Linked DNA regions of Homo sapiens: region 1 is linked to region 2. A link is a contact called in ENCODE Hi-C data. All regions are on one chromosome and are shown on one strand. Each heading gives the region's core, a stretch centred on a gene start or an enhancer-like site at or near the end of the contact. The rest is flanking DNA. Distances are from core to core; before and after follow the strand shown. Region 1 holds the start of RAP2C-AS1 (RAP2C antisense RNA 1). Region 2 holds the start of INTS6L-AS1 (INTS6L antisense RNA 1).

Region 1 (2,700 bases), core at 104-2,603, 3.3 Mb after region 2:
CTGAGGGGAGGAGTATGTTTCACTGCGTGGAGAAACAAAGAACTCTCTCCTAAGCATGACCAACACATTCAGAGATATTAGAATTGCCAACAGGTGGGATGACCTGAAAAAGAACTCCTTGCTTTGACAGTTTAGTAATAGAGCAAAGACTTGCCACGATTGCTCAACACTGGCTGGATCAGAAGAGGAATTTCCAGACTCAGTTACAAGCACGGCTGGTGGAGGGCTGTGAATCCCACCAGACAGTCTGGAGACAGCTAGGCAGGGAGATGAGCAGCAGAGCTCCAAATCAGGCAACAGCACGTGTGAAAGGAGCAGTGACCTGTGGGGAAACTCATAACTCACAGACCAAACCCCTTCCAGCAGAGGGCAGTGCCTCTGATACGACACAGGGCCCAGGCCAGCTGGAGCCAGAGCTGGGGACTTCGCTGGAGAGATGGCACCGGCCTGAGGTCAAGGAGAAATTGAACTAAACTCTCCTTTGAAGACTGTAAGTGACATTGGGGAATACTCAGGGAGGGACAGTGGGACCTCACACTACTATGATTCGCCTGTGTTCTAATGTCCAACAATTTAGGCTGAGTAATAAATCTCTTTATAGAGTTTGGCCATTTAGGGCTTGTAAGTAAGGGAATTTGGAGTCATTTTTGCTAGGCTGGCCACTGAGTCTCGCAGGTTTCTGGGTACATGCTTGAATTGAAAAGAAAGTGACACACCTAAAATACAGCCTAGACTCCTGGCCCTGGGGCTCTGTGGATCCGACACAAAGTTTACAAATAGAAAGCTAGCAAAGGGAAAGATAGTCGGAAGTAACAATTTTATCTAAAAATAGAAACTTAGAATCTAACACCAGAGTTACTACTTGCTTTTGAATTTCAAAGACTACATAGGATGGCCTTTAAAACAAAACTTCAGCATGTAAGAGCCAGCCAAGCAAATTGTTATACATAATCAACGATTAAAATAAATTAGTCTTTAGGCCTAAACCGTTTCCAATCAAATCTTTCTTGAATATTGGTTACCTTTTCTGCCGTGTAGTGGTTGGAATCAAATGAGAACATAGCTGAGCAGAGTACCATAAAGTCTACTTCTAATGCTGCTGTTTTCGAGCCTTGTGATTTTTTTTTAAGTGACTTTAGTATTCGCTGGTAAAGTCAAGGCGGATCTACCAGACGGTAAAAGTTCTGTGTGTTTGTCAGGCACGGCTAAGTAAAACGCACTGCATCTGAAAGTCTAAGGGTAGTTTGCATGCATCTCTCAGCAAAATAGCAAGTGGAAGAAATACCAGCAAGGAGAATAAACTTTCTGGGCTGTTTGATTTCCCCTGCAACTTCTAGTCCAGGGATGTTTGGCGTTCTCCCGGTCGCTAGATTATTAGCCCGCAGGTTCCGCACCGGCCAGGGAGCCGCTCAAGTCCTAGGGCCGGGCGGCTGGAGGTTGCAGGTCGGAGGGGCTTCTACGGGTTTGGGGGTGGGACGGTCCGCGGCAGCCGCGGGCGGGTAAGGACTGACGTCGCAGGTTTCCAGAGGCCCGTTCCCGAAGCCGGAGTCCCGACCCGAAACCGTCCCCGGCCGGCTCGCTCGCTCAGCAGGGCGCGGCTCCAGCGCCACCCGGCTCGCCCCGAAGAGGTGGGACTTTCCCCACCGGAAGTGATCCCGTCCAGTCTCGGGGAACTGGGGCACCTCAGCCAGTGTGTCAGGGAAACCCTTCCGGGTGTGTGCTTGGTGGGGGTGGGGGTGGGGGTGGGGGTGGGGGTGGGGGGTGGGTGAGAAAAAAAAGAGGTGGGTTCGCCTGGAGTCCCTGCGGCCGCCGCGGAAGGCCCCCGCTTCTTTCCCCGCGGCGAGCAGCAGCGCTGGGGCAGCGGAGAGACAGAGGAGCCAGCGGGTGGCCATGGCCTTGGCGTGACAGAGCCTCCCCGGCGGCCGGGCGGGTGCGGACGGCGGGGTAAGCGGCAGTAGCTTGATCCGGGTGGGAGTTGGGGGAGGCGGCGGCCGGCGCCGCAGGTTCGGGGCGGGGGTCAGCCGGGTAATGTGCGTCCTTCTCCCCTTCACAGGCCGGACGACCCCCGCGGGAGCCGGGGCCCAGAAACCCGCCCGGGCAGCGGTAACTGGAACGGAGCCCTCAGGCCTGAGCCGGCTGGGCTGCGCGAGCAGGAAGCGGGGTCCCTGGGCCCCTTTGTGTGAAGGGCGGGGGAGGAGTGCCGGGCAGCCCCGGGCTGCGGGCTCCTCCGACGTCCGCCTCGCCGCAGGGTCCCCTCGCCGCAGCCCCCACCCTTTCCCTCCCGGGGGCACGCGCCTCCTCGCCACCCTCGCCGGGCTTTTCCCAGGCTCGCCCTCCTCCCCACGCCCCCTGCTCGGGCTGCAGTTCCTATAGGAAGGGCATTACCATCCCTTCCCCACCCTCCCCGACTCTACGCTCTTTCCCCTCCCCCTCCTGTAACTTCCTCTTCTTCCCCGGTTGGGCCCTCTGCTCCTCTGCACTCTCCTCCCCAGTTCGCAGATTTCCGCCCACCTTCCGCCTCGTCTAGCCGCGCCACAGCTAGCGGGGTGATCTTTCCCCCCCTCTGGTAGGAGTTGGTGAAGGTGAGACTCATGAGGGAATACAAGGTAGTGGTGTTAGGGAGTGGAGGGGTTGGCAAATCTGCCCTTACTGTGCAGTTTGTCACTGGGACTTTCATTGAGAAATATGACCCCACCATTG
Region 2 (2,700 bases), core at 24-2,523:
TCAGCAGGAAGGGGAGGGGACCAGGAGGAAGAGGGGGAGAAGGAGGAGATGCAGCGAAGAGCCCAAGGAGGGGGAGGAAGACCGGGGGAGGAAGGAGGGGCCAGAGGAGGAGCCCAGGCTCCGGGAAAGCCCGCGCGCCCGGCCGGCAGGACCTCGGGGCGGAGTCGCAGGCTCCGTCCGGCCCCCCGCGCGGCGACCCTCGCGCGGTGCGCCTCGAAGGGGCGGGCCCGCCTCGCAGCCTCCCTCCGGGTTTCGGGCCCTCCTTCCCCGCTCCTCCCTCCCCTCCCTCCTTTCCATCTCAGCAGCGCCCTCAGTCTCCCTCTCGCAGGCTCATACAAAAGCAAAATGTCCGCCATGTTCCGAGGCGGCTGCGGTTGTCGCGCCACGAGCTCGGCCCTCCTGCGGTTTCTCCCCGGGGCTGCTCCTCCCCGGTCCCCTCTCCCCGACCCCAGGCGCGACAGCTACTCCGAAGCCGCCGACGGCACCACTCCGCCCGCCCTCTGCGCACCCCCTCGCCGCCCGCCCCGCCGGGCGACGCAGGACCGCCTTAGGCGGGGGCAGGGGGGTAAGCAGCCCCCGCCGACTTGCTCCCGCTTCCCGCCTGTCCCCCCACCCGTAGCCCCTTTACCTTGATGCAGTACGGGGGTTCGTCGTAGGTGACCAGCATGTACCTGTCTCCACGGCTGGCCGGGTCCCGGGCGCGCAGCTGCGGGGCAAGGGATGACGGAGGGGGTCGCGTAGGAAAGGAGGGGGGAGGGCGATACAAACGTTACAGAAGCACCTCAATCCACACCCTGAAATCCCTCGGGAGCTCTCCCCATCTCTCCCCTCCCCTCCCTTTACCTTCAAGAATAACTCCACAGCGCCTTTGGCAATGTCCAAATAAGAGGTGCCCAGGTCAGTGCGCTGGTTCATAGAGGCGGACGTGTCTATGAGGAACAGCAGGATGGGCATCTTCCCCCGCACTCCTGCCTCCGCTCCCCACTCTCCCGGCCCTCTTGCCCTCACTGCCGCGTACGGCCACCTGAACCCTCAACTCTCGCAGAGCCGGGGAGCAAGGAGCAAGAGGAAGAGGGGGAGACGGGACGGGACGGGACGGATGGGACCGCTCCTGGCCTCCTCTTTCTGCAGCCCCACCTCCTCTCCCTCCAAGGGAACTTGAAAGTGTGAGCGTGTGTAGCCCTCGGGGCCCTCCCCCTTCCTCTCTTCTGCTGCCACCACTACTGCCGCTGCCAGGACTACTGCCTAAGCATCCGTCCGCGCTCACTAGAGCGCTCGCCCCAGACTGAGCGCCGTCTCTGTTCACTGACAACTTCTGTCTGCTCACCTACCATCGGCACCATGTGACCAGAACCCATGCCATTGGCTGCCAATTATGTGGTATTTGCATATTCATTAGATGACAGGACTAGGGGAGGGACTTGGGCGAACCCTGGGAGTTGAAGTTTGAACCCAGGCAGAGGGTAAGGGGAAGTGTTACGGACCCTCGCTAGGATTCTCCTTTAAAGGACTTGGAAGCAGTTCGAATGATTAGTTCGGGTGGTTTAAATGGATTTTTCTGTCTCTCTTCAAAGATGGTGATTCGAAAAGAAGAGTGAATTTGAGCAACAGTTGTACAGAAGTACAGAAGCAGATGCTTGGACAGTTTGCACAGAAAATTCTTCGCTAACTGCAATCGATCAATCCTGCCAGTGGCGAAGACGAAAATATTTCAGAAGCAGCAAACTTCTTTCCTGGCAGGACGTACTCACATTCCTTTAGATCCCTCCCCCGTCTTGATCAGTATTTGTGAGTTGGTTGCTGGCCTTGCATTCCACATATATCTACTTAGAAAGGAAACTAAAGCTTAAACACAGTTACAGTTACCTAAACTGGCCTTTTGTATGCACAAGCTTCTTCAGTTTCACTAAGCTCTTTGAAACATTGGCCTGCCTGTGATAATTCCACCACTGTTCCCTCTGCGCAGCCTTTACACATGGAGGTTTGCAAACCTAGATTGTGATTCAACTCACATATTTATTTATTTATTTATTTTTATAAATAAATAAAGAGGATCTCGCTTGATCGCCCAGGCTGGAGTGCAGTGGCCCCATCATAGCTGCCTGCAGCGTCCAGCTCCTGGGCTTAAGCGATCCTCCCATCTCAGCCTCTCAAGTAGCTGGGACCACAGGGGCAGGCTCTCAACTCACATTTATTGAGTGCCTATGAAGAGCCAGGCACCCACGGTAGCCTTGTTTAATCTTTGAATTAATTATGGCAGATGGCATTGTATTCAATTTTCAGTAGAGGAAAATGCAGCTCCCTGAGGTTAGGGTAACAATTACGGATACTCTCAGGTCTGGCTCTGTGAAGAGACTCAGTAAGTGGCCAACCACACTTGATTGACTACTTCATATGACACAATTTTAAAAATTGGACTTGTGTATTCCTGGCAATTACTATTGACAATGTGGAATCCAGGACTTCAATGAGTTTGCAGTTTCATTGAGGAGAGATGATGACATATACATACATAATATTTTATATATTTTGGCCAGGCGCAGTGGCTCATGCCTGTAATTCCAGCACTTTGGGAGGCCGAGGTGGGTGGATCATTTGAGGGCAGGAGTTTGAGACCAGCCTGGCCAACATGGTGAAACCCCCGTCTCTACTAAAAATACAAAAATTAGCCGGGCATGGGAGCAGGCGCCTGTAGTCCCA

The links. Hi-C counts contacts between places; a loop is a spot of excess contacts on that map. Pooled maps may share reads with other maps.
Region 1: a map of CD8-positive, alpha-beta T cell shows a loop between it and region 2 (10-fold over the local background). The contact joins the promoter of RAP2C-AS1 here to the promoter of INTS6L-AS1 in region 2. A Hi-C loop is called at or near these places in 2 of 168 maps with a recorded cell type or tissue (CD8-positive, alpha-beta T cell and naive thymus-derived CD4-positive, alpha-beta T cell), 2 of 37 single-sample maps with no recorded cell type and 12 of 50 pooled maps.

Annotation. Positions count from the first base shown.
Region 1 is chrX:132,217,160-132,219,859 of GRCh38, reverse strand. It overlaps RAP2C-AS1 (RAP2C antisense RNA 1), which reads right to left and starts at 1,353. Exons shown (of 3, transcript NR_110410.1): 1 at 1,023-1,353. RAP2C (RAP2C, member of RAS oncogene family) reads left to right here and starts at 413. Exons shown (of 6, transcript NM_001271186.2): 1 at 413-490; 2 at 1,519-1,628; 3 at 1,848-1,944; 4 at 2,054-2,700. The coding sequence starts at 2,592. RefSeq lists enhancers at 42-91, 422-491 and silencers at 1,924-1,973, 1,984-2,423.
Region 2 is chrX:135,519,247-135,521,946 of GRCh38, reverse strand. It overlaps INTS6L-AS1 (INTS6L antisense RNA 1), which reads left to right and starts at 1,273. Exons shown (of 2, transcript NR_046740.1): 1 at 1,273-1,380; 2 at 1,575-1,864. INTS6L (integrator complex subunit 6 like) reads right to left here and starts at 1,287. Exons shown (of 18, transcript NM_001351601.3): 1 at 844-1,287; 2 at 629-706. The coding sequence starts at 954. RefSeq lists silencers at 184-383, 444-713 and enhancers at 964-1,023, 1,054-1,133.